Regions from separate parts of the Mus musculus genome. Here regions 2, 3, 4 and 5 are each linked to region 1. The links are chromatin loops, found by intact Hi-C in ENCODE. Cell type or tissue: heart. All regions are shown on one strand. Region 1 holds the start of Tspan6 (tetraspanin 6). Region 2 has its middle 64 kb from the start of Tnmd. Region 3 has its middle 68 kb from the start of Pcdh19. Region 4 has its middle 47 kb from the start of Pcdh19. Region 5 overlaps Gm26851 (predicted gene, 26851).

Evidence for each region. Peaks named below come from ENCODE experiments on the same cell type or tissue, not always from the same donor. Only the 100,000 strongest peaks of a DNase experiment are listed, where the experiment ranks them.
Region 2: a loop joins it to region 1, with 8 times the contacts of the local background. A loop is called at or near these places in 12 of 42 quality-filtered maps.
Region 3: it touches region 1 in a loop (2.3-fold over the local background); 4 of 42 quality-filtered maps call a loop at or near these places.
Region 4: it touches region 1 in a loop (3-fold over the local background); 3 of 42 quality-filtered maps call a loop at or near these places.
Region 5: it touches region 1 in a loop (3-fold over the local background); 2 of 42 quality-filtered maps call a loop at or near these places.

What each region holds. Positions count from the first base shown.
Region 1 is chrX:133,896,196-133,901,195 of GRCm38, reverse strand. Tspan6 (tetraspanin 6) reads left to right here and starts at 2,767. Exons shown (of 8, transcript NM_019656.3): 1 at 2,767-2,988; 2 at 3,884-4,072; 3 at 4,439-4,513. The coding sequence starts at 2,902. In heart, a CTCF peak has its summit at 2,708 (motif pointing right); a DNase peak (open chromatin) is centred at 2,825; H3K4me3 peaks cover 1,436 bases; H3K27ac peaks cover 1,319 bases.
Region 2 is chrX:133,784,196-133,789,195 of GRCm38, reverse strand. No RefSeq gene overlaps it. Among named protein-coding and RNA genes, the nearest start is that of Tnmd, 64 kb to the left of the region's middle. In heart, a CTCF peak has its summit at 1,886; no DNase peak of the experiment used is centred here.
Region 3 is chrX:133,754,746-133,759,745 of GRCm38, reverse strand. No RefSeq gene overlaps it. Among named protein-coding and RNA genes, the nearest start is that of Pcdh19, 68 kb to the right of the region's middle. In heart, no CTCF peak of the experiment used is centred here; no DNase peak of the experiment used is centred here.
Region 4 is chrX:133,733,183-133,738,182 of GRCm38, reverse strand. No RefSeq gene overlaps it. Among named protein-coding and RNA genes, the nearest start is that of Pcdh19, 47 kb to the right of the region's middle. In heart, a CTCF peak has its summit at 3,001; no DNase peak of the experiment used is centred here.
Region 5 is chrX:133,690,009-133,695,008 of GRCm38, reverse strand. All of the region lies in intron 1 of Gm26851 (predicted gene, 26851), which reads right to left. Among named protein-coding and RNA genes, the nearest start is that of Pcdh19, 3.5 kb to the right of the region's middle. In heart, a CTCF peak has its summit at 2,689 (motif pointing right); DNase peaks (open chromatin) are centred at 1,448, 1,788, 2,698 and 4,978; H3K4me3 peaks cover 1,941 bases; H3K27me3 peaks cover 618 bases.

The sequences.
Region 1 (5,000 bases):
TGGACATCTAGGTAGGATGTAGAATAGGTACTACAGTAACTGACTAACGCTCTACATTAATATTGGAATGTGGTCAGCCTACAAGTACTAACTACTGTTAGAGGGCAGGGATGTGGGAGGGAGAACATTCTGGGATGGGGGGGGACTTTGAGAACAGGAAATAGCTTTCATTTTCAAAGGGTTGGTGGGGAACAGGAAACCAGCCTTGTTCAGAGGATAATCTTATTGGCTTAGTGTGGAGTAGACCATTCATGTTGGTAAGGCAGTGGGGAATGAGGGCTTAATAGAGCTTGGGGGTTGGGGATTGGAGTGCCACAGAAGAGATCTGACTTAAAAGAGAGCTCTTGTTTCTGATGCCTCCTGACATGCGCCAAGAAAACCATTTCAACTTAATCTTGAAAGTTAAAGGAATTTGATAGGAAAGAGATACAAATCTCCCTGCTAAATGTTGAACGTAACAAAGTAGCCAAATATTTAAGGAAAATATTTTCTTCCATTTTTTTTTTTTGGCATCAAGTGTTTGTTGCCCAAAATGTGGAGAAAATAACCGATTGAATTAGAGAAAGAAAGATCAGATGCTCTGCCTCACCCCTTGAAGGCAGTGTCACTACCTGGGTGATTGGACTGTGGGAGCGAAGGCAAAAGGAAAACTGAACTGTCCACCCTAAGAGCAAGGAGGAACTGGTGGCAGCAGACCCTTCAGGGACTCTACAGAGCCCCCATTTGTGATTCAGAGTCCAAGCAGCAACACTCTTGGCTCCATCTGAGTCAAGATAGGTGTTTGTTTTTATATTAGTCATGTCTCACTGCAAAGAGGGCCCCATGTCTGAGGCCAGAAAGAGAGGTATGCTGGGCTTAGTCTTAGGCAAGGTACTAGGGCTCTTTGAGCCTGGTTTTCCATCTGTAAACTGAGGAGGGTAGTGGATCTGAGCTCATAATAGGACTTTTGTGATGTAGGTGCGAGGTAAGAGGTATCAAGGGCTTAGCAGCAGTGGCTGGTACATGGTGCTCAGCATTGCAGTCAGCAGTAATACTTGAAAGAAGGAACTCATCTGATGGCCCAGAGAAGCATATGTGAAGTTGCTTTAGATGGGATTAGCTGTCCTCTTGGTTGGGTTTGGGATCCAGACCCCAGCCTACATTTTAACTGAATTGAACTGTTGGATTTGTTGGCACGTCAGGGGACAAGCTGGCCCAGCAAGGCAGGAGTGGTACAAGGTGTTGTGGCCATAGGAACATTAATTTCCATGTGGGCTTTCAGTTTAGTTTGGCACTGGCTGTCCTGCAAACAAAGCAGTGTTGTGAGTGGCAGAGGAAGGGAGAGAAGGAACATTAACACATTCTTGGAAATAAGATGTGCCTTTTAGTTTTAGCTGTTCTTTCTTTCTTTCTTTCTTTCTTTCTTTCTTTCTTTCTTTCTTTCTTTCTTTCTTCAGCCACACAAAAATTACTTTCCTCTTAGGCTTACAATGAAAATGATTTCAAAGTCATGGAACAAATCTAAACTTCAGAAGAAAACTTTCTATTTAGGATGACAAGGAGTTAGCAAGACTTCCCTTGCTCGTTGTTGTTTTTAATACAGGAATCCTCAGATAGGGTCAGTTAGCTTCAGAAGGAAGCTTTGCATATTTTTAAAGCTTCCTTCCTCCAGCTGCCTGACTGCAGCTATGGTAAATGTATTCTAAAAGCTGAATGTCTGTTTCCTGATGACTTTACCTCAAAGTATTTACGGGAGTATGTTGTCCCCAGAGCAAAAATATGCACACACACAGAGAGATGAGAGAGAGGGAAAGAGAGACCCTCCAGTTTCCGAAAAGCTTTGTATTGTACCTTTGTACTTTTGGGATAAAATTTAGTATAAAGCCTGGGAATGAAATAACTCATTTTCCAAATGTTATTTTCTTGGACTGCAGATGTGTGGTTGGATGTTATAGGAACTGGTCCTAGGTCAATATTTAAACCACAGGAAAGCTCTGCATGATCAAGTCAATGGAACTTTCTTGTCCTCTGCTTCTGTAGTAGCATATTTTTCGAGCAAACTTTCAAGTAGAAAAAAAATGGGGAATCTCCTTATCTTTCATGAATACATAACCTGGCTGTAAAGTCTGTATTGAATACGAGGTAGATATTGCCTTCCAACCTTGTAGCAATACCACACACTTAACCATCTCTGCTTCACTTCATTAATTCATTTGTATTTATGTACATTTTACATACTTATTGTGAATCTGATTAGAAGAAGAAAATATCCTTATGCTGTTCTCATGAGAAGTAAAGATCGTATTCAAGTGGAGGGCAATCTGATTTTTGCTTTTATTCTTTTCTTTTAGGGCACTAGGGACCTGGGAGGCTGGACCTTCCAACATTGCGGGCAGTGATAGACAACTTACGATGAAGTAAAAAAGACTCGGGGGAGAAGGTTAGGTGGGAAACAGGAAAGATTCCATAGAGAAGCAACAACAATACCAAAAAGCCACCACCAACAAAAAGAAAAGAAGAAGAAGAAGAAGAAGAAGAAGAAGAAGAAGAAGAACAAGAACAAGAACAAGAACAAGAACAAGAACAAGAGGAAGAAGAAAAGAAGAAAAAGAAGAAAAGAAGAAGAAGAAGAAGAAGAAGAAGAAGAAGAAGAAGAAAAGAAGAAGAAGAAAAAAAACATACCGAAGCAAGTATTATTAACATTTAGTTTTCAGTAACGATCAGTAGGGGGCGTCCGATTGTTGCAACTTTCCGGGCAGCCTCCTAAGAATGACCCTCTAGAAAATCGTCTCCTGTTTCCGGTTCTTCTCAGTTGCAGATACTCGTGAGTTTTCGGCAGTTTCCGTGGAAACTCGGAAACTCTCGCGCCTGGCAAGCTCGAGCCGATCGCCCGGTGCATAGGCGCAGGGTCTCCGGGTAGTCATGGCGTCCCCATCTCGGAGGCTGCAGACTAAGCCGGTCATTACTTGTTTGAAAAGCGTTCTCTTGATCTACACTTTCATCTTTTGGGTGAGACACGGGAACGGCTGGGGAACTCTCGCTTAGGTGGTGGGTGTGACTGGGAGCAGAGAACCTCGGGTCTGGAGTGGGATGAGCTTTGGGCGGCAGTGGTTCCAGAGACCCCAGCCTTGGCCACGAGTTGGCCTAGGCCACAGTGGCGGGGTCCCCGAGATGGGAGCTGGGGTGGGCGGCACTGCGTTGGCGTTGGGGTCTTGATGTGAGATGACTGGTTGAAGTAGGACCCAGATGTCTCAGGAGATCGAGGTCGGAGCGGGAGATGAAGAAAGGGGTTAAGGCCCCTAGAGCACACGAGGTGTCCCTGAACCTTTCCTTTGAGGGGTCTTTTGCATAATAATATCTCTCTTTTCACTGCTTCATAAGAGGGGAGTTTTTCACAGGTAAGTATGGTGTGAATCTATTCCTGCCAGCCTCTCTCCTTGGGTTTTCTTTTGTGTACCATCCCTTTGTATCCTATGTCCATCCCAAAATTGGGGATGGGGGATTCGAGAAGTTTCTGGAATTCAGAAACGCCTTTAACCCTTCCCTCTCTACAAGATGGTTTTCTTTCTCGGACTGGATTAAATTGCTTGAGGAAATTTTCATTTCTAGACATGTATGCCGCAGGGAATGTATTTTACACAACGAAACAGATGGATTCATGCAGTTTTGAGATGATACCTAGTACACAACCCGCCTTTTTTTTTTCTTTTTTGCAGAACCCTTTTCTCCTACCTCTTCCATATTTACCCCATCCCATCCCCCCATATCCTAGCCACTGTGCTGTGGCAACTGGGCTGTTAATCAATTCTCACAAGCATTGTGTCTTAGATGCCTCCTGAGTTTGTGATCAAGGACTCAAGCTTGTACGGTGCCTGATTGTTTCTTTCTCTGGTTTCTCACATAGATCACTGGTGTTATCCTTCTTGCCGTTGGCATTTGGGGCAAGGTGAGCCTGGAAAATTATTTTTCCCTCTTAAATGAGAAGGCCACCAATGTGCCTTTTGTGCTCATTGGCACAGGCACTGTCATTATTCTCTTGGGCACCTTTGGTTGTTTCGCTACCTGTCGAGCCTCCGCCTGGATGCTGAAACTGGTGAGTAAGTCCTTGATTTCTTTAGAATGCTCTTGGTTTTCCTGGAAGATTCTTATATGTTCTATAATGTCTTTGTTTCTTGGAATTGGCCGTAGCTGTTTTTTCCATTCCTTATGGAAAAAAAAATACCCAAAAAAAAAAAAAAAAAAAAAAAACAAAAAAAACCAAACTACCAGTCCCTCTGCTAGCTTCCATATTTAATTAGAGCTTTGGATACTGCCTTCCCTGCCCTTTTCAATAAAAATGTGTTCAATTGATTGCTCAGAACTCCAGCCACCTCCCTCTTTTCCTCTGTGATATATGAGTCTTTTGGTCTGAGTCTTGTTTGTACTAACTTGAACTTTTAAAAACCTTTTCATCCCACAGTACGCGATGTTTCTGACACTCATTTTTTTGGTCGAACTAGTTGCCGCCATTGTTGGATTTGTTTTCAGACATGAGGTAAGCCTGACTTAGACAATCATACTATGTTAAAACTTTGTCCTTTTGTCTTAGATAAATAATTCCATAAGTGGCCCAGTTTGATAAGCTTTCAATATGTTTAAAACCATTTGAAACTGTATTTCTTTTTTTTTCATTTTTTATTAGGTATTTTCTTTATTTACATTTTAAATGTTATCCCCTTTCCTGGCCCCCCTCCCGGAAAATCCCTATTCCTTCCCCCTCCCCCTGCTCACCAACCCACCCACTCTCATTCCTGGCTCTGGCATTCCCCTACACTGGGGCATAGAACCTTCACAGGACCAAGGGCCTCTCCTCCCATTGATGTCTGACAAGGCCATCCTCTGCTACATATGCAGCTGGAGCCATGGGTTCCACCATGTGTATTCTTTGCTTGGTGGTTTAGTCCCTGGGAGCTCTGGGAGTACTGGTTAGTTCATATTGTTGTTCCTCCTATGGGGCTGCAAACCCTTTGAAGCTGTATTTC
Region 2 (5,000 bases), 110 kb after region 1:
TCAGGGCTTGACGTTTTATATATATTTGATAAGCAATTAAAGGGTTCCTTGCTAGTAGAAGTCTACTTTTCCCACTCTCAGTATCCTTTAGTTGTCTATAGGTTTGTGTTCTGTTTTGATTTGTTTGTTTTTGTGTAGAAGTGGGAATTTTCATGAGATTTCTCCCTTCCATGGACGCATGCCTATTGGTGCGGTCTTTATTCAGGCCTTGTCTATGTAGTCATGCTATTGAGATATCATGGATATCATTCCCAGTTTGCTCTCTACTTCCTGTTTATGGTTTGTGATTTGAACCTTCAAGTCTCAGCTTCCAGATTCACTTGCCTTGCCTGTACTTACTGATGCCATACTTACTGATGGTAATGGCGACAGAGTCATCCCTCTGGAATCATAAGCTCAGATAAATCCTTCTTTCTATAAATTGCCTTGGTCATGGTGTTTTATTGCAGCAATAGAAAAGTAACTACTACATCCCCCTCAATGTTCTTTTAATATTGTTAAAGTCAAATAGACTCTCTTATGTCATTTCCTTAGCTCTTGTAAAGGTGTTTTCCATATATGAACAGATGTTCACATTCAGGAGTCTATCAATGGAGAATCTTACACGAACTCCATATGTCTTTGCCCACCTTTTGTTTAATTGAGAAATAGAAATGGTCATACTTTCATTAACACTACATTTGTTTAACTAAGATGTAGGCAATAAACATTACTAAAAGTTTTGGGTTTTATTTTTAATATTGAATGGAAAGAGAATAAAATATCTTAACTATTTATTTCACCAGTTTGATTATTTAACATGAATTATGCATAAGAGGAGTTTTATTTAAGAAATGGTTGTAGTTATAGAATAATTGTCTCTATATGATATAGCCATATATATCATATATATAGTAGATGTAACAAATGTCTCCAACCTTTTTATTTCTCCTGGGTTTTTTTGTTTGTTTGTTTGTTTTGTTTTGGTTAAACAATATGTGTGTTACCTTTTTAATTTAAGCAAATTTTCCTCTTTCTTTTCTTTTCTTTTTTTCTTTTTTCTTTTTTTTTTCCAGAGCTAGTTTATGGCTAGACCAAAGTAGACTCCCACTGTCTTTATCCACTTCCTTTGTCTTATAGTTCTGGAAAGACATGCTTAGATGTACAGAAGAGTTAAATGAAGGCAAGAGAGCAGAGGGCTTCAAGAGGGTGCTGTAAAAAATGCTCTTTATTCTCAGGAAATGCATGCCAGAGACCTTAAGGACAATGAAATGATATCTGCAACCTAGACAATGCATGGTGAAGCAGCTAGAGTATGTCAGGATGATTGAAGAAAGGTAGCAGAAAGAGGGAGGGTGAGTAGGAGGTTGTAATGGAAAGGCAAAAAATGTGGTGAGTCTCAGTGAACAGGTATATTGCTGCTTTTTATAGTATTCTTTCAACTTCTTTTTTTTGGTAAATTTACAATGAAAAAGTGGAAAACAGAAAATAATGTGAAGGGTAACTGCCTTATAACTGGTTCAGATGCACCTTGGGGAGAGGCTGATGGGATGTATATTGGGTGATACAGTGAAGTCTTAATAAAATAATGGCTTTGGAAGGGTTAGGGAAGAAAGAGGAAAAAAATGGACTGCACAAGGTGGGAACATGAGCAAGAGGTGAGACAGTGGAATCAATTATACAGACTGAGCAACAGTGAAAATAGACAAGAATTTGACTGATACAAATAGAATTTAAAATGTTGTTATTGATATTTGCCTAGTCATGGATGCCCACTAAAGTGAAATTAGTGTTTGCCCTTCCATTTTCCCTCCACACACATGCCTGTTCAGATGTGTAAAATAGAGACTTAGGAAACCAATAAATTATATAAAGAATAAAATGCACAATGCTACCATCTAGAGTATCCACTGAAAATTACAGCCACTATTGACAATTCAGGAGACTTGTTCAGAAATTGTGGATTCTGGATCTATTTGTTTTGTGTTAGGAGCAATTAGAAAGATATGCGAATTTTTTTTTTTACTATAGTTTAGCATGTGAGGACACATATTTTGATTTCTAAGTGAAAGATTTCAAATGACAAAGTTCTAATGTTTGATCACAATAAAAGTCTCGTTTTCCTTCCTACAGGGTTACAAACCCCTTCAGCTCCTTGGGTCCTTTCTCTAGCTCCTCTGTTGGGATCTCCATGCTCAGTCCAATGGTTGGCTATGAGCATCAACCTCTGTATTTGTCAGGCTCTGGCAGGACCTCTCAGGAGACAGCTCTAACAGGCCTTCATCAGCAAGCACTTATTGTCATCTGCAATAGTGTCTGGGTTTGATGTCTGGAGATGGGATGGATCTCTAGGTGGGGCAGTCTCTGGATAGCCTTTCCTTCAGTTTCTGCTCCACTCTTTGTTCCCGCATTTCCTTTTGACAGGAGCAATCCTGGGTTAATATTTTTGAGATGGATGGGTGACCCCATCCCTCAACTGGGGGCTGTACCTATCCACTGGATATGGTCTCTATAGGTTCTCTCTCCCCTTTGTTGGGTATTTCAGCTAGTGTCCTCCAACCAGACTCCCAAAGCTCCCAGGGACTAAACCACCAACCGAAGAGTACACAGTGGATACCCATGGCTCCAGCTGCATATGTAGCAGAGGATTCATTGCCTTATCTGGCATCACTGGGAGAGGAGACCCTTGGTCCTGTGGAGGCTTGATGACCCAGGGTAGGGGAATGCTAGGGTGTTGAGGTAGGAGTGGGTCGGCATATGGGGGAGCACACTAATAGAGGCAGGGGGAGGAGATAGGGGTTTTGTACAGGGGAAACTGGGAAAGGGTATAACATTTGAAATATAAATAAATAAAATAACCAATAAAAATGGGAGAAAAAAACTAAAAAAAAAAAAGTCTCATTTTCCTGAACATCCTGTGGAGAGTAACTGAAGTATTTAGAAGAGAGCTTAGACATCTCAGTAAAATCCAGTTGTTGTGTTTAGTTTGGGGAGTAAGTGGGGTTTTTTGTTTGTTTTATTTATTTTTTCTTCAGAAAAACACCACTGGTTTCCATTTTCCGGAGAGTCACTGTAAACAGGATAATGGTAAAGGAGAAGCAGAAAATCAAAGTTCCAGACAGAGGGAATATTGAGAACAAAGGTAGACCACATGGAGCACATGTGGAAAACAGGCGTCAGCCTGGTGTGTTAGTATTTATTTATTTATTTATTTATTTATTTATTTATTTATTTGCTGTCACGGATATCTGACCAGATCAAGTTAGGAGGAAATTTTTATTTTAGATCATAGTTTCAGAGATTTCAATTTGTGGTTACCTGGCTATGGGCCTGAGACAATTCATGTCAGTAGGCCATGGTAGAGAAAAATTGGCTTAATTCATTATTGCAGGCAGAAGGAGGAGGAAGACAGATCAATATACCCTTCACAGGCAGACTATCTCAAACAAGATTCCATCTTTCATAATCTCCCCTGGACATTAAATAAAATCCCTCATGACTCACTTTCCTCTCAGTTAAATTGGTTCCAATAACAAGACACAAGCTTTTCATATGCATGCTTTTGTTCATAGAGTATGTGATGGGTACATATTGTTTATGTGTGGTATGAGCACTTGAATATGCTCATTGTGTATGCCCATGTGTGTATATGCCAAACCCAGAGCAAGACGTCCAGTATCTTCCTCAATCACTCTGTACCTTATTCCTGTGAGACAAGGTCTCTCACTGAACTGGAAGATAGCTATTTCAGCTAGAATGGTAAGCCATGAATTCTCAAAATCAGGTTATCTCTATGCCCACAATTCTGGGATTCTGTCTGTCACTACCCTCAGGGCTGAGTTGCAGTCATGCATAGCTATGCACAGCTTTTCAAAATGTGGATGTTGGGGGTTTGAACTCAGGTTTTTATGCTTGTAGTGCAATGACCCTTTTCTATTGAATCATCTCCTTAGCCAAAGGTATGAGTCTTTCGGGGAGCATTTTATATTCAAACCACAACATCTGTATAAACAGAGTATGAAATGCATTGTGGTAGCATCTACTCATCTCTCTTCTTTCCATCCCAAATTTTATCCTTGAGAGTAGAGATTCATTTTTGGTTTCCTTCTAAGGACCTAATATAATACTTGACAGAGTACACAACAGTCATTTGGCAGATTTTGTGTTATCAGCTGATCTCATTGCATTTCCTAAGTATATGGATGTCAGAAATAATCACAAGGGCAAATACTGGAGGTATGACTATAGTACTTGAAATTAGGCAAGTCTAACTCTCAGCTAATATCCAGAGCAAAACTTGCCAGACCTTAATAAGAATTAGCTGGGATTGTGTAAATACACAGATTCTGATTCACTGGTGTGAGGTGAAGCCTCTAATTCTACATTGCTAATAACTTCTCTGCTCATGGTGATTATTACTAGTCTACAGAATTACATATGGTGCAGCAAGGACTTAGAGGGTCCTGACTCCCTTCTTAAACTTTTTAGACTTCCAAAATGTAGGTGACTGAGCATAGGTATCGCTGATGAGAAAGTTCAGCTTAAGATACCTGACAAAAACTGCAGTGGCACATTCACACTGATGACACTCAACTTAATTGATAGAAACATTATTTTTCTCATAAGTGGTTTCTAGTCTTGGTTGAAAGAATCAATCTTTACTCTCCACTATTGATTGTATACCTCCTTGTTTAACTCTATATCTATTTCCTTTTGTGTTTGTTAGGTGAACACCTCATATCAGCAAGAGTAAAATTTTAGTTATTGCTAATCTTAATATGATTCTTATTATAAGAATAATTATGATAATGACATAAATTGTGCTTTTCATTTATTAATACATTTCACTATTTTCTTGCTTTTTGAGCAAGATAATCTATACAACTTAAATAGTTTTCTATCACGTTGAAGGTGAAGATTGATAGAAAATAGCTTGATGATGATGATGATGAAGGAGGAAGAGAAGAAATTGCTGTAAATTTTGGATAAATCTGATAAATTGCAAAATGCTGCCCAGCCTT
Region 3 (5,000 bases), 140 kb after region 1:
AAAGGAGTCTCAGTCTCTAAGGTCCTGCTTTGGATTGCTGAAGCTTTGTAACTCAGCTAGCTTGTGTGCCTCCTCCTTCCTCCCCACCATGGCTCTCAGCTCTGCTGGCTGCTTCCAGGAAGCAGGGAATTGCTATAAAGTTTGCATACAGACTGTAATCATGAATGCATAAAAAGCAAGTCAGGCCCTAAACACCGGTTATCATCATCATCAAACCCGGCTGTATCCCAAGGAAACAGTGCAAGGACTCCAGGAAGGAATTATGTACTGATTCTAGATACCAAAAATGTCACATTGTGTTGGCCCTTTCCCACAGATGTTGTCAAGCAAGAGGCATCATGAGACATTAAAAATTCTCTTTGCAAGCTTACAGAGCCAAACATCAGGCCTGACTCTTTCTCTCTAGAGTTACAAACTAGGCTGCTGGCTGGTCCTTTCCTTTCTCTTTGCAACTCTTTGATGTGATCTATGGCTCTAGACGGCATCCTTGGCCTACCGGCAGTCTTTCATGTAGCCCTTTCACTGGACTCTTTCTGAAATGTGTCTACAAAACCTACTAATGCTAATGTTCTTCTAAATAGGCTGCTTGCATGACAAGTGTAACTTAAAGGGACTCTTAAATGATTTCTGGGACTTTGTGAAGTTGCAGTAAACTGCTTTAATTGGGGAGTGCATATTTTGTAAAGTTTTAAGTTTGCATTCTATTCTTCAGCTTCCAGCTCTCTTCATCTTCTTGTCCCAGCTTCTAACTGTTTTAATTCAGCAGCAGTCCCCCCACCCCTTTCCTGCAAGCCTGCCTTTCTCTCTGGCTCTCTCCCTGTCTTCCCCAGCCAGCCACAAGTCAGTTGGACAGAGACTTGGTGCATATGGGACACTCTTCTTTGTGCCTTGCCATTTCTCCACGCCAGCCTATCTGCAGCTCCTGCTGCTTCTGATTTTCTCTTTAGCCCCATTTCTTAGGTCTTTGATATTCTGGACACATCAATGGAGGCACATGATGTATGGAAACCATTTCAGCTTCAAGAAAGAACAAAGTTCACAGGGTCAGGATTCAGAATAAATTTTGATTAGGTTGATGAGCCCAAAATAGACTGGAAGGAAAATGCCTGTCCCTAGCCCTCTAGGCTTCCAGCCTTCTAACCTTTTGGGCCTAGCTGACCACGCTGGCTACTATTTCTGAAAAATAAAACACATCCCAGGGTTTGCTTTCTCTGTGAAACTGAAAAAACAAACAAACAAACAAACAACAACCACCAGCAAAAACCGGCCACTGATTTCTCAGTGTTGTTTGCTTTCTAATGCCAGCAGTGAACAATTACTGAGGACTTACATGGCACATTCTTTACACAAATTAACTCATTGGATCCTTACAGTATGCAAGTAAGGTGTACAGTAAGTTAGCATTCCCATTTTACACACAAAGAAACAGAAGCACAGATAACTTAAGCAATTTGTTTCAAATTAAATAGTAAAGAATGTGCCTAGCTGGAATTCACATCTTGCAAGCCCCATGCCCCCCTTCACCCCTTCTTCCCAAGCATAGCTAATGTAGCATTGCTTGCCCCCCTTTAAATCTAGTTACACGTCTGTATACACACCTTCACTGAAAAATATGCAGGGCAGGGGCGGTGCCTTATTCCTGCTGTAGTAACAGGATCTGGGATAGTATTTTGTGTAAAATCCATGCTAAATAACAGTTGAGTGAAAAAAAAAGAATTATTTTGCTGAAGTAGAAAGTATAAGACTTTTCAAATGGAAAATCCTGGATTTTTATGCTGGGTGTGTGGTCTTGGTAAAATGATACAATTATTGAATCATAGTTTCTTCTTTTCCATCTTGGAAATAAAAGAAACTGTAAATCTCATACTGACAGTTACTGAAGATGTTTTTCTAAAGCATATAAAATAGGAAAGGTGTTCATCAGGTGCTTTTATTTATTAATTCATTTACCCATCCATCATTTGCTCATTCTATTAGTTTTGCCTATACTCTGAATAGGGTTTCTTCCTTGTCAAATTAAATTCTAATGTGGCAAGGGACAAAACAAGTGAGTAACTACGGTAAGAAACATGACATTATTTATAGACTTATTAGAAGGCTACTTACTTCATTTAGATAGGATAGCTAATAGAGTTGCTTATGGAAATGATACTGACGGTTGATATACCAAGATTAAGCAGGAGACAGCTCCATGAAAAGGCAGAAAGTGATCATTCTATGAAGGGAGACATCAGTCAAAACAAAGGCCTTGACATTAGAAGGAAATCAACGTGTTAAAAAAAGAGAGAGGGAGCCCAAATGGTTGACTCTAGAGTTAAAGGAGAGAGGAAGGAAACTAGGTTGGAGATCCAAGGAAGATGCCTGATGTGTGAGAACTTTCCCGTTCCTGTTCCCATAAAAGGGTTTTGGCCAATCTGAGGGTGGTCCAAGGCTTTAGCTATATTTAAGGCTAATGAGCAACATTTATATTCTTTGTGATTTTGGAAGCCACTTGGACTATTGTGTGGCATGTTAGAGTAAAAATTGAAATTGTTAAGTTTGACAGACCTACTGGATATCAGACAAGAACCAAAGAGATAGCTAAGTGCAGAGGTCCAGCAGTTGGGAGTGTGTGTTTTATGTCAACTCCTTTGTTGTAAGCCATGTCCAGTGAGCTGGTAAAGCATTAAGCCTGAGCATGTCTATAAGGCTGTTTCTGGATGAGCTCAGCATTCGAAACAGTAGATGAGTAGAGAAAAATCCTCCCTCGCTCCATCTGAGCACACACCAGTCAATCCAGTCGTGGCTTGGAAAGACAAACAAGGCAAAGAATGACGAATTTACTTTCTTTTCTGAATCAGGTATTCATTTTGCTGGCAAACATTATAGCTCTTAGCTCTTGGGCCTTCAGACTCAGCAACAATTCCTAGTTCTTTGGCCTTCAACGTCAGAGTGGGAACTACACCAATGGCTTCCTGGTTCGCTCATCTCAGATGTGTTTCCTCACTGGTTGTTTTGCATTTCCAGTATGGATAGCATGTGGTGACGCTTCGAGGCCTCCAGAGTCACATAAGACAAATTTCATAATGATTCTCTCTCTCCTTGTTTTGTTTCCCTTTTTTCCCATTTTTTTGTGTTTGTTTGTTTGTTTGTTTGTTTGTTTGTTTGTTTTGGGGTGGGGATAGGTGGGGAGGAATGGATAATCTTGACTAATACAAAGGTCATAGGAGAGATTAATTTATGGATAAATGCCTCTTACAATTATGTGAATAAGTGAGATTACCCAAGTAATAGTATGGAGACAAGAATAATGATGACAATGATAATAATGCTGATGAATTACACTAATGAAGCTGTACTGTTTAAAAGTATGTTCTGTACTTTTTAAAAGTATGTTAAAAGTCCAGGTACTGTTTGAAAGTATGTTCGATCTATCTAATCTCTAAACCAATGCTAAGTGTAGCTTATTTTATTTTTCCTACTCTATAGAGTGTGAAGTGCTGAGAAAGCCTTATGCATATCGTTCAATTTCACACTAAGTAGCAGACAAGACTCAAAACTAGTTAGTGTTTCTGGGTTAATTCTCTCAACCACTATAGTACCATCATCCTCTTGCAAGAAAAGAGTTCAGAATCAAGCCCTGGGGCTTAATCACAGCTGGGGGCCATGGAGAGTATGAGTCAGGAAAGAAGACCAGTAAAGGGTACCAGCTGGGTGGGGTATCATTCCAGTTGAAGCAGTAAAGGATATCAAAAAGAAGGAGATGTTCAGGCCTGGTAAATACCCTCAAGTTATATAAAGTAAGGAGATGGATATGTTTCCATTGAATATAGCATCAAAATGGAGGTAGCTGAAGCCCTCCTAACAGCAGTTTTCTTTCTTACTAGAGCTCACTGTTTTCTAGAAGGTTCCTTTCTTCAGTGATTTCCTTCCTTTGTTAACTTTTGGTAACCCCTTTAATACTATAACTGGCCTCTCAAGCCATTAGGCATGCACAATTAGATACTTTCCGCTTCCTTTGGAATTTATTCTGAATGGCATTTTATATTTGGGCTTCTATCTCATTGTCTTTTTTTTTTTTTTTTTTTTTTTTGATATGTCACGGTCAGTTTCCTTGAGTTCATTTTTCCCTTTTGGAGCTATTATCCCATTCATCAAAGGCATTACCTAAGATCCTCTTTCATCATATGCACAGCTTCCCTTTCTTTGACTGGCTGATTGAGAGTGAAGGCGGGGGAAGGGGAAGATGGCTGGTTCTTCCCAGTGGCAAACCTAAGAGCTGTGTACTAGGCAATTTTGACATACGGAGCAGTTCTTCCTTACTATTCCTATGCTTGGCTAATTGATAGACTGCATCTGAAGCAGAGGTCTCCCTCCAGCAGAGTGAGTTATTTCTACTAGGCAGTATAAAGTAAGGACAGATCACAAGACTAGTATCTACAATTGGCTCTGTGCAAGCTCTCATCTAGATTCCTTATTTAGGGCACAGTTGTATCTAGAAAGGGTGTGATTCCTTTTCGCCAGTGTGTTAGAACATATCTGAATACATCAAAATGAAAGAGTCCTCTTGAACAAGTGCTTCCCGGGGAGCGTGAACAGTGGCACACCTCAGCATCTCTGTAGGATGAGACACTTTCAGAGGGAACTTCCCCTTGCTTTGTGAAGAGTGTCCTCAGTAGGATGTCATCAGCCTGCAGAGCCTCTCTCAAGCTCAGGAGAGCAGATGGAGCAAGCACAGCAAGAGACAGACAAATGCTTATCACTATTTCTCGCTAACTTGCTCAAAACATATCAACGCTGGCTTTCACTGGAGATTTCAGTAAAGGCATTGCTTTAAAGAGAACGGAATTCATGAGGACTTCACAGAATGGTCATAGAACTCACTGTGCCAGGTTCCTCGGGAGCTGAGTTCCTCACTTGTATTTGCCATTCTATTACAGAATTTGGAAGTTTTAGGGGCCAGGAAGTTAAAGCCTTAGAGCTCTCCTCACAAAAAGGTGTCTATCTTCCATAGCAATGTT
Region 4 (5,000 bases), 160 kb after region 1:
CAGCATTGTTATCCCATTCTATACACAAGGAAACTGAGATATGTATCCCATCCAGTCTTGAATTTAAGTTCTTTCCACTTGAGAACACTAATTTCAGCCTCAAGATCATAGGAAGGGCTATGTATGTGTTTATCTGTTAATTATATTTTCATCTCCTAACAAATAGTGGGCACACAGATGCAATTGATGAGTGTTACTTACACTGTTCAAATTGACCTACACTGTGCCCTCTTGGGTTTATTTGTTCCATTCTCTATGGATCAAGCACAGTAGAAGAACAAACCACAGTGCTTCTCATTGACAATGGTTTTGGCATGTGCAAAGTTGCCCATATTCTTCCACTTGGTTGGTAAAGTATGACTTGGAGTAAGGAATGGCTATGGCTTCTTCCTTGTTGACCTTGGTATAAAGTTACAAGCTGCTTGATGGGTAGGTGATTATGAGTTTTGAAGAGCAAGCAGTTCCTTTGTCCAGAATCCACTTCTGGCCTTCCTTTCTGGCTATGGAGTTTTGCGATATCCATAGATTGTACTCAGTTCCATGATAAAGTGTACATCATGGACATCAACAAAGACTTATAAACCAACTCAATGCTGGTTGGTAGCACCCAGGCATTACTGACAGTATGCAAGAGGAGATCACAGGTCTGGCACCAAGCATGGTGAAGTCCATGATCATTGTTGCCCTGAGCAAAAGTATGCAGTAGATTTTTCTCTTCTGGCCTTGATACCCACCTTCCAGAAGATATGCATCAGCAACCAGAAGTATGATGAGTTGGACCTCGGCATCATCCTCTGCAAATGCTTCTAGATGGATTAAGCAGGCATCAGGTATCTCTTCCATGGCCAGATTCTGAAGTACCAATTTGCCCTAGCAAATTTACATATCTCAGGCTAGCATCACGAAACTGAAATAAGCCCCTGAGAAGAAGTTTGTCCTTAGCCGGGAAGTGGTGGCACACACCTTTAATACTAGCACTTGGGAGGCAGAGGCAGGCAGATTTCTGAGTTTGAGGCCAGCCTGGTCTACAGAGTGAGTTCTGGGACAGCCAGAGCTCCACAGAGAAACCCTGTCTCAGAAAAAAGAAGGAGGAGGAGGAAGAGGAGGAGGAGGAGGAGGAGGAGGAGGAGGAGGAGGAGGAGGAGGATTGTCCTTGAAGTTTACATCTGATATCAAGTATATATTGTAGAAGTTGTTGATTTTTGACCTTGATTTCCCATTAACTGTTTTGCTGGTATTTGTTTAATACCCTGTGCATATCTATCATGGTTTAAACCATACTGACTATACAATGTGTCACTGTACAGAGAAAAATGAATAAAGTGCTGTGGTACACAAAGGAGTAAAACCAATTCATGAGGAGAGGCCCTAGGTCCTGTGAAGGTTCTAGGCCCCAGTATAGGGGAATGCTCACACCAGGAATGGAAGTGGGTGGGTTGGGGAGCAGGGGGAGGCGATAGGGGAAAAATGAAGAGGTTTTCTGGGGGGAAACTAGAAAAGGGGATAACATTTGAAATGTAAATAAGGAAAATATCTAATAAAAGAAAAAGAAAAACAAACAAACAAAATCTCTCCAGCCTCTAGAAGATTTATTTGTTTGTTTGTTTGTTTGTTTGTTTATTTATTTATTTATTATATGGTATACTGTAGCTGTCTTCAGACACACCAGAAGACTGTGTCAGATCTCATTACAGATAGTTGTGAGCCACCATGTGGTTGCTGAGATTTGAACTCAGGACCTCCAGAAAAGCAGTCAATGCTCTTAACCGCTGAGCCATCTCTCCAGCCCCTGATGGATTTTAATGAATTAAATGATTCTACTAGTGCAGCATTTCTCAATCTGTTGCTCGTGGCTCCTTTAAAAGACCTCAATCTCCAAAAATATTTACATTACAATTTATAACAGTAGCAAAATTACAGTTATGAAGTAGCAATAAAATAAATTTATGGTTGGGGTCACCACAACATTCAGAACTCTATTAAAGATTGGAACATTGGGATGGCTGAGAACCGCTGTACCAGTGGCAGAGAGAAATTTCAACCAGACTTCAAAAGAAAACTAGGAAGGTCACGGTCTTAAGTGGTATGCACTTTATACTGAAGTGGATACCATGCACCCACTAGAGCTGCACAGATGTCCTTGAGCTGTTAGAGTGCTAGTCCCAACCTACTTTGAGTTTCTGGTCTGTGGCTGGAATTTACTGGTATTATTAAATTGAAAGTGAAATCACAAGCATATGAAATATGTTCTCATTTAAAATCACACAATAAGGAAAAAAAGCAAAGATTCCCTTTAATGTACCTTCCACCACCAGTTTGATGTGCAGCGTCTTAAAATTTTATATGAGCTGTACTCTATACCCATATATAAACAAAAGTATATCGTTGGGTGTTGTATTCTTTACGTAAATAACATCCTACTCTATGCGTCGTTTTAAAACTTGTTTTATACATTGAGCAATATGTGTCAAAGCACTTTCTGTTGTTATTATGAACAGACCTATCTCGTCTTACACATCTGCACAGTATTCCGTTCTTTAGATGAGCCAGATAAAGTTAATGTTCTACTTTTTGTGCTCCCCCTACTTCTCTTTGTGCCTCCAACTCTCCTTCTGCGGTTACCAACAGTAGTGGAGTGAGGATGCTTACAAATGCCCAGTTCTGCTCATGAGCAAGAATTGCTCTGGGTAGAAACTTAAAAGTGGAATTTCTTGGCTGGAGAACATGCTCATGTAAATTTCAGGAGGTGACTGCCAAGTTATATAATTAGAGTTAATGAAAGTAGAGAAATACCATTAATGCTGTCAGAACTCATTGGAGTTTCTGCTCTCGACTCGCTTTTGCTTATTTCGAGGTTGGTTATCCTTCGCTTCTCAGGGAGGTCATTTTTGAAATATTTTAGCCATTCTCAGAAAAAGGCAAGGAGAAAAACAGCCCTGCTTCAACTTATTTGCATGAAGTTAGGGGGAAAACACTAAGAGGTCCCCTAGTGGCCACATGTTGTCAGTGCAGCTCTGGCTGCCTGGGCTCAGCTGGGGATCCAGGGAAGGCAGAGAGAGATTTGTGCATGGGTTGGGGGTTGGGATTCATACTTTTAGGCCAAAATATATATACTTGCACACACTTTACACTTCTTTCGGATCCCGGGGAGCACATCATCTCTGGGGTTCTTTATTCTCCCCCTAACTCAAGTGAAGAAAAAGGAAAGCCCTGTGATTTATAGAGACATGAAACATGCTGAAGAACTACTGCCATCTACAGACCTGAAAACTGCCCTCAAGCTGTCTTAAAATTTTCCCCACGAATCTCCATTGACTTCTTAACTAACTTCAAGTTATCTCTGATTTTCTTAAAACCATGAAACTCAAAACAACAACACGAGCATGGCTCACGATTTATAATTCAGCATTAGTTAGTGTTTTCAAACACCCCTGCTTCAATTTTGAGTCGTAGTGTTTTCCTTTGCATATGTTTGTCTATATTAGCATAGTCACAGTTTATATATTCCTTATAGTTTGCAAAGCACTTTCATATGCAACATTTTATTTGTTCCTTGTAGCAATCCCTACTGTCCCTGATTTCACAGGAAATTGTATTCAGGGGAGTTCAGTTTATGCCTCAAAATAAACTGAACCTTGGCTTAATGAATTAATTAGAATTTTTGCCTCTGAATATAAGCATATTTTCCTTATTTTGTTTTCATCCTATGAAGATGAGAAAACTAAGTCTTACCCTTTGAGTTCCCTAAGGCTTATTATAAACAAACTTCTGGCGAATAAGATAAACAGTCTGAAGATGAGGACAGCTTTGTTCCCTGGTTTTAAAGAGAAGTCTCCTTAGGTATGACAGTGAAGGCTGAGCTACTGTCTAGTAGCAACCCACCCCATTCCCTCTTCAGTCCAATTCCCATCATGCCAGAGACTGAGCTGTGGGTCAGCTTGGCGCTGCAGCTGTCATTTGTTGAGTCCGACTCTGTGGGTGATTGTTACCTGACTCCATTTCTCAAGAGGAGGCTTTCTGTGTTTGCTGGTAGTGAACTTGTTGGGCTGGAGCCTCTGTATTTTTCTTGGTATTCATAATGTCAAACTGGAGTTTAACCTTGGAGTCACTATAAAGCCCTTCTCTCCAGCTCCCACAGTATGTGGTACTTGTTGAGGGCTTGGGAGGTGCTAGGCACTGTCATTAGCGCTTTACAAAATTTCTACACACATAGGCCCTAAGAAGTAGGGATCATTATTTCCAATAGATTTCTAGAGATGAAGAAACTGAAGCTCAGGGCTCTTAAGGGACTTGCTGAAATTCACAGAGCTTATGCATGGCAGAGTTAGTGAATGAGTCCAAGTTCATCTGATTTCAAAACTCATTTTCCTAACCATTTTAAATCTCTTGAGAAGCTTTCCACATACACATTTCAATGATTCCTAAAAGAACTTTATTAGCATTTTGTCACCCATAACCCAAATATCTAGTAGAGACAACTTAAGGGCAAGGATTCGTTTTGGCTCATGTTTTTGGATGGATTTCTCCATCATGTCAGGGAAAGTGTGGTGTGGTAGAACAGAGCAGTTCATGTCACAGTAGACCAGGAAGCAAAGAAAGGCTGTGCCCGTCCCTTGTTATCATTGCTTCATTTTTCTTTTGTTTTTATTCTGTGGGGTTCCAAGCCTGCATTATTGTATTAACTCCATTTGTAACAGGTTTTCCCTCTTAGGTAATAATTTACAGAAATAGCCTCATTGCCATACCCATTGGCAAGCCTCAATATCTCCTAAGTGCTTCTAACTCTTAGTCAAGTTGAAAATGAAGATTAACTATTGCAAAAACACATATGACTTAGCAGGAAAGCAGAAACACAAGAGCAACAATTGTCCTTTGCTCAAGCACTTTACCAATGCACAAATGTCTCCAAAGTATGAATTAGAACATGAATTTTTTTTGTTGTTTCTCAGATTTTAATTCAAGTCTTGGTTTTGCCTCTTTGCTATCCTTTTGTTTCCTTA
Region 5 (5,000 bases), 210 kb after region 1:
TATAAGAATGAACATATGTGTATATATGTTTTTTCAAATATCTATATCTACCTATATGTATGTATGTATGTGTGTGTGTGTGTGTGTATGTATGTATGTATGTATGTATGTATGTATGTATCTATCTATCTATCTATCTATCTCTGTCTGTCTATCTATCTATCTATCTATCTATCTATCTATCTATCTATCTATCTATCTACATTTGGAAAGCTAATCATCCGGGCACATTTTGTAGAGCTGATGTTTTGACTAGGCATCTTTCAGCACCTGAAACTATTCCTTTGTGTAGAATTTCTGCTCCAGTTCCTGCTTTACTTGAACCACCTTAGAAGAAGCAGAATTGGCTGAAAGGTAGAGAACTCTAGGTTGAGAATCCAAAGCTCTGTTCCCACAAGAAGCTCTAATCTAAGAGAGTTACATAAGTACCAAGTCCCTGGGATTCTCTAGGTTGTGGCATTATGGCTTGGTAGTAGTGATAATGAAAAATGATAAATAAAAATAAAAATAAAAATAAAAATGTGTTTGTCTTCAAAGAAAGCATCCTAGTTTTAATCTCTCCTTGTAAACATGGGTGTCCCCTTTTCAATTGTTTTTGTGAAGCTCTCTAATTTGGGGACCCCCCCATTTTCAAGGTGCCAAAAGCCTTTCTTCTGGAAAGCTGTGGAATGTCACTCTTATCCTCCTTCTTAGGGATGAGAGTGGCAACAGTGAGAAATCCAGGCAGGAATTGATCATAGTGCCTTTGAAGGGAAAGCAGTTTGTTTTCGAATGTGGTGGTGGTGGTGAGAATAACATTTGGCATGAGGTTGCACCTAGGAAACTGGCATTTGGGATCCACTTGGAGAGAATTCACATGAAAAGACAGAGGCTGTAATGCTGAGAGCCCAAATGGCGCTGTCAAAACTTCACAGGTGATCACTGCAGGGCAGTGCAGAAGGTGTTAGAGAACAGTGTCATTTATTGAAATGTATCTGCTGATTTAGCCTTTGCTAATTAAATGGTCCTCATGATGTGTGTTTATTTAGGGACAGTTATGAGTCTGGCAGCAGCAGGGGTTTGGTCATGTGGGAAACAGAATTCCTAAAGAGAGATGGCATAAGGTTTGGGGTCAGGGTTGGATTAACTTCTTCAGGGATGTTGGCCTTGTCAAAATTGGAAGACTTGGAGTGATTAATAGCCTTTTTCGTCTCCACCGTCCATGACCTTTTCTGTATTTCTTGGAAAAGGCAAACATTGGGACCACAGTGAGCAATTTTAGCACTTGAGAATATTTTCTGTATTTTGTTGATGTCCGATGTCCTGCAACTCCCACTGTCACTGTTTCCCTCTGTAACAAGGCAAGGGTGGGTGGGGCTTGGCAGGAAGAGAAAGGAAAAAGTAAAGCTGACCTCAACATCTTTCCTTGCCCCCGCCTCTCATCTTTAGTTTTCCTGGTGTTCCAAAAGAGTCAGAAACAGGTATCATAGTGGAAACCACACCTCATTCCTGCTCCACAGGCCCACATCCCTGGCTGTTCCTCTTGTTGCTTTTACCTCAACTGCCTGGGTCAGTGAGGGTGGAGGAGGGGAAGTCACTCCAAATGGGATCATTTGGGGTAGAAGGGATTCGAATTTCAGCAAACTGTCAACATAATAAACCCCACTTTAGTTCTTTCTCAAGGAATATTTATAGTGTATAGAAACTACATGCTGTTAATCAATTAGTGAACTGAAGTTTAATCTTCACAGGGACAAGGTCCATCTTTAGAAAACTCCGTACTCCCTAACACAATGCTGGGCACACAGCCAGCACTTGTTGATTTCACAAGGAAAGTGGTTGAGTTTTGTGTAATGAGGTCATCTTGGCAAATCATTGAGCTGCTCTGCAACTGTGCTTCCACATCTGCAAAGACTTTTTACCTCCCATAGTTACCGTAAAGCTGAAATGAGATGATGATTTTAATAAGGACACTTTCCTGCCTCTGTCTGCTAACCCCTCCCCTTTCCTTCTTTTATTCTGTGTATTCTAAACATTGCATCTCAAGCCAGGAGAGAAGATATGTAGTCAAGAAAAGTGAGATTGACTCTGGCTAGCTTTTAAATCAAGCCTTTCTTTCTAAGAGAATATTGCCAGGCCACTGGTCAAATTTTTGGTGAATGGGATGCTCATGAGATGCAGCAAAACTCAAGCTAGAAGAATCTGGTTTTCTGCAGCAAGGTCAGAGATGAAAAGAATAAATAGGTAGGGAGGTGGAGACCAAGGAAAACTGGAGTGGCTTGAATGTTATTCTTTTGGAAGGGGGGTGGGCTGAAACAAGTAACTTTGTAAACATATCTCAGAAACCTCCCTTACATGTTTCTAAGTCTACAGTCCCTCATACCCTGGTATCTTAGTCCCTACCATAAATTTAAACTTATCTGAGTCAAACCTTCCCTTCTGAGTCTTGGTGCTGCAAAGATTAGACTCGTGTATCAGCTTGATTTAAAGGCAAGAATTTCCCCATTTTTTTCAATTGACATTCTGGACTATTTTAGTGGCGTGCATAAAAATCAAAGGACAAAAAAAATCACATTTTTAAAAACAATTTTGATTCTGGCCTTTGTTGCCTAAGGAACTGACTTGGCCTAGAAAGCTGCAGCAGGCTGTACAGCTAGTACCCAGAGCCTCCTGTTTCCTGTTAGGTGGAAAAATACTAAAGATGGTCACTAGATGGCCCTCTTGTGTCTCTAAAGAGGCCGAGGAGGCGGGGCTCCCCTCAGGATTGAAGTAAACGGAAGCTAAAACGAACAGAACTTTCTTTTTGTTTTTTATTATCTACATGCAGACGCTTTTAGTCAGCTAGCTAATAAATTCCCGATAATGAAAGTGGTTTGGGGCCCTTCATTTAGTTAGTAGTATTGTTGGAATGCAATAATCTCTGGCACATATTAGGGAATAAAAGAAGTCAGAAAGGAAAGGGTGTTAGGATTATCTATAGACATAGACTGGGGGATGGAAGAACTATTGTGTGTGCAGGGGGTTGTAACTGTCACTGTGAGCTTGGGGGTGGGGGAGGCGATGGGAAAGAATGGAAGCAGATACATATGGCCCCCTGCCTCTCTCAGCATTTGGCCTTCTGTAAAAGCAGTTTGGTAACTGAAAATACTTTGGTGCTCTGCTTGGAATAAGAGGGGTGCCTGGAATGTGAGCAGTGAGCAAGAAGCCTGGGAAATGGTGCCATTGCGTTAGGGAAGCGGGTTGTCTTTGCAAAGGCAGAACATGTCTTTACAATGCGATTGCAATTACAAAGGTAATGCCATTCTACATGAATTGAATTCTCCTATTTATCTTTAAAAAGACAGCAGAATATAGACATTCTATTAGCACTCCCTAAGGTAAGAGAGGTCCGCAGTCTTCTTAGCTTGTTGTGTGCATCTTTTCAAATGCCACGGCAATGTTAATCATTTTACCTGAGTAATTCTTCCATTTCTCATTACCTGGGGGATTGGTAATGGCCGAGACTACTTCTCAGACTCTTTGCTCCCGCTCAATCAAGCCGTGGAGGCGCCAGTTTACTTTTATTGATCAGCGGGTTCCTGACAGCCTTCGCCACAAGGAAGCGGCATCATCCTTTTTTAACTTAAAGGGGAACAGATCGCCTTAAAGTTTACAGCTAAGAGCTTCTAAGCATAGCATGCAAACATTTTAGCATGCTGCTAATTGTTGTGTTTAAATAGTCCCAGCCATATTTTAGAAAGCTGCCAAACACGGAACTCACATCCCGTGATTAGATAGCAAAGCCATTTCAAATGCCTTTTTAGACCTTTTTAATTAGACCAAGCCGCGCTTCACCACCCCCCCTCGCTGACATCAAAGGTAAATAACTATGATAAATCAAATGGCAGCCTTCCTTTAGCAGCCCCCCCGCCCCCGTGAGGTGCGCCCGCGCTGCCTGCCATGTTCAGCTCTTTCACTACTTGCCCATTTCTCTAAGGGTGTCTGAGAAAAAAAAAAAACCTGAAAACAAAAACAAAACTGGGCGGGCCACAGGACCGACTCTCTGAAGCCACCCTTTCAGCAGTCTACCCACAGCTCTAAGTGATCAAAATAAAATGATTCTCACTGCAGATGCCATGTTTTTTCTCCCTGATGTTCTGGGCTGAATTGCATTTTAATGTGAAATAAACCCCTTGAGCCAGGCGGACCAGGCACTTTCTCCTTGGCCTTGGCTACACTTTCAGACGGTCCAGTCTCAACCTCACTAGCAAAATAATTCCTTTGTGTGTGTGTGTGTGTGTGTGTGTGTGTGTGTGTGTGTGTGTGTAGGCTCTCTTGGCACTCCCACCACCAAGGTAAAGGCTGCTAACCTAGCTCCTTTGGATGATATATTATTTTAAGCATCTGGGTCGCTCTTTGTAAGAAGATGGCAGTTTTGGGGGAAAAAACCCCATTATGTGTTCAAATGCGTTTTTCATTTTCGTATTTAATTTTTTTGAAGGGCAAAAACGAGTCTCATTTTGAGACTACGGGTTCAGGTCAAAGCCGCTGGGCTAATTATGAGTTTCTTCAACCAAGACTCCCAAATAACAGACACTAATAACTCAGAAAGGAGGTTTGCTCTATCCAAGAACTGTGAATTCAGAAGCTATTTCCCATCCTCAATCTGTAATTTAAAAGAAAAAAAACTGGAAAAAATGTTCATCGAGGGCGCATTTGATTCTTTCCGCTTGAGATCTTAATTAAGAGCCTAAGAGCCTTAGATCTGGGCGGGGAAGAGTCCACCTCTGTTTCTAGGGTGCCTTTGGTCCAAAAGGCAGAGTAAGCTTGATGTCAACCCTGGCCACGCCGGCCTCTGGCTTTCCAGCATTGGCAAAGGCTACAGCTGCCACCGCCACCCAAGGAGAAGTGGAAGCCCCCCTACCCTCCAGACAGAACCGGCCCCGGGGAACACTGAGCGCCCACCACACCATAGTGGGCTCACGGCGGCTAGGGACCTCGGCGCGCCCACTCCGAAGCTTCTGTCCGGGTCTGGGCTCTCT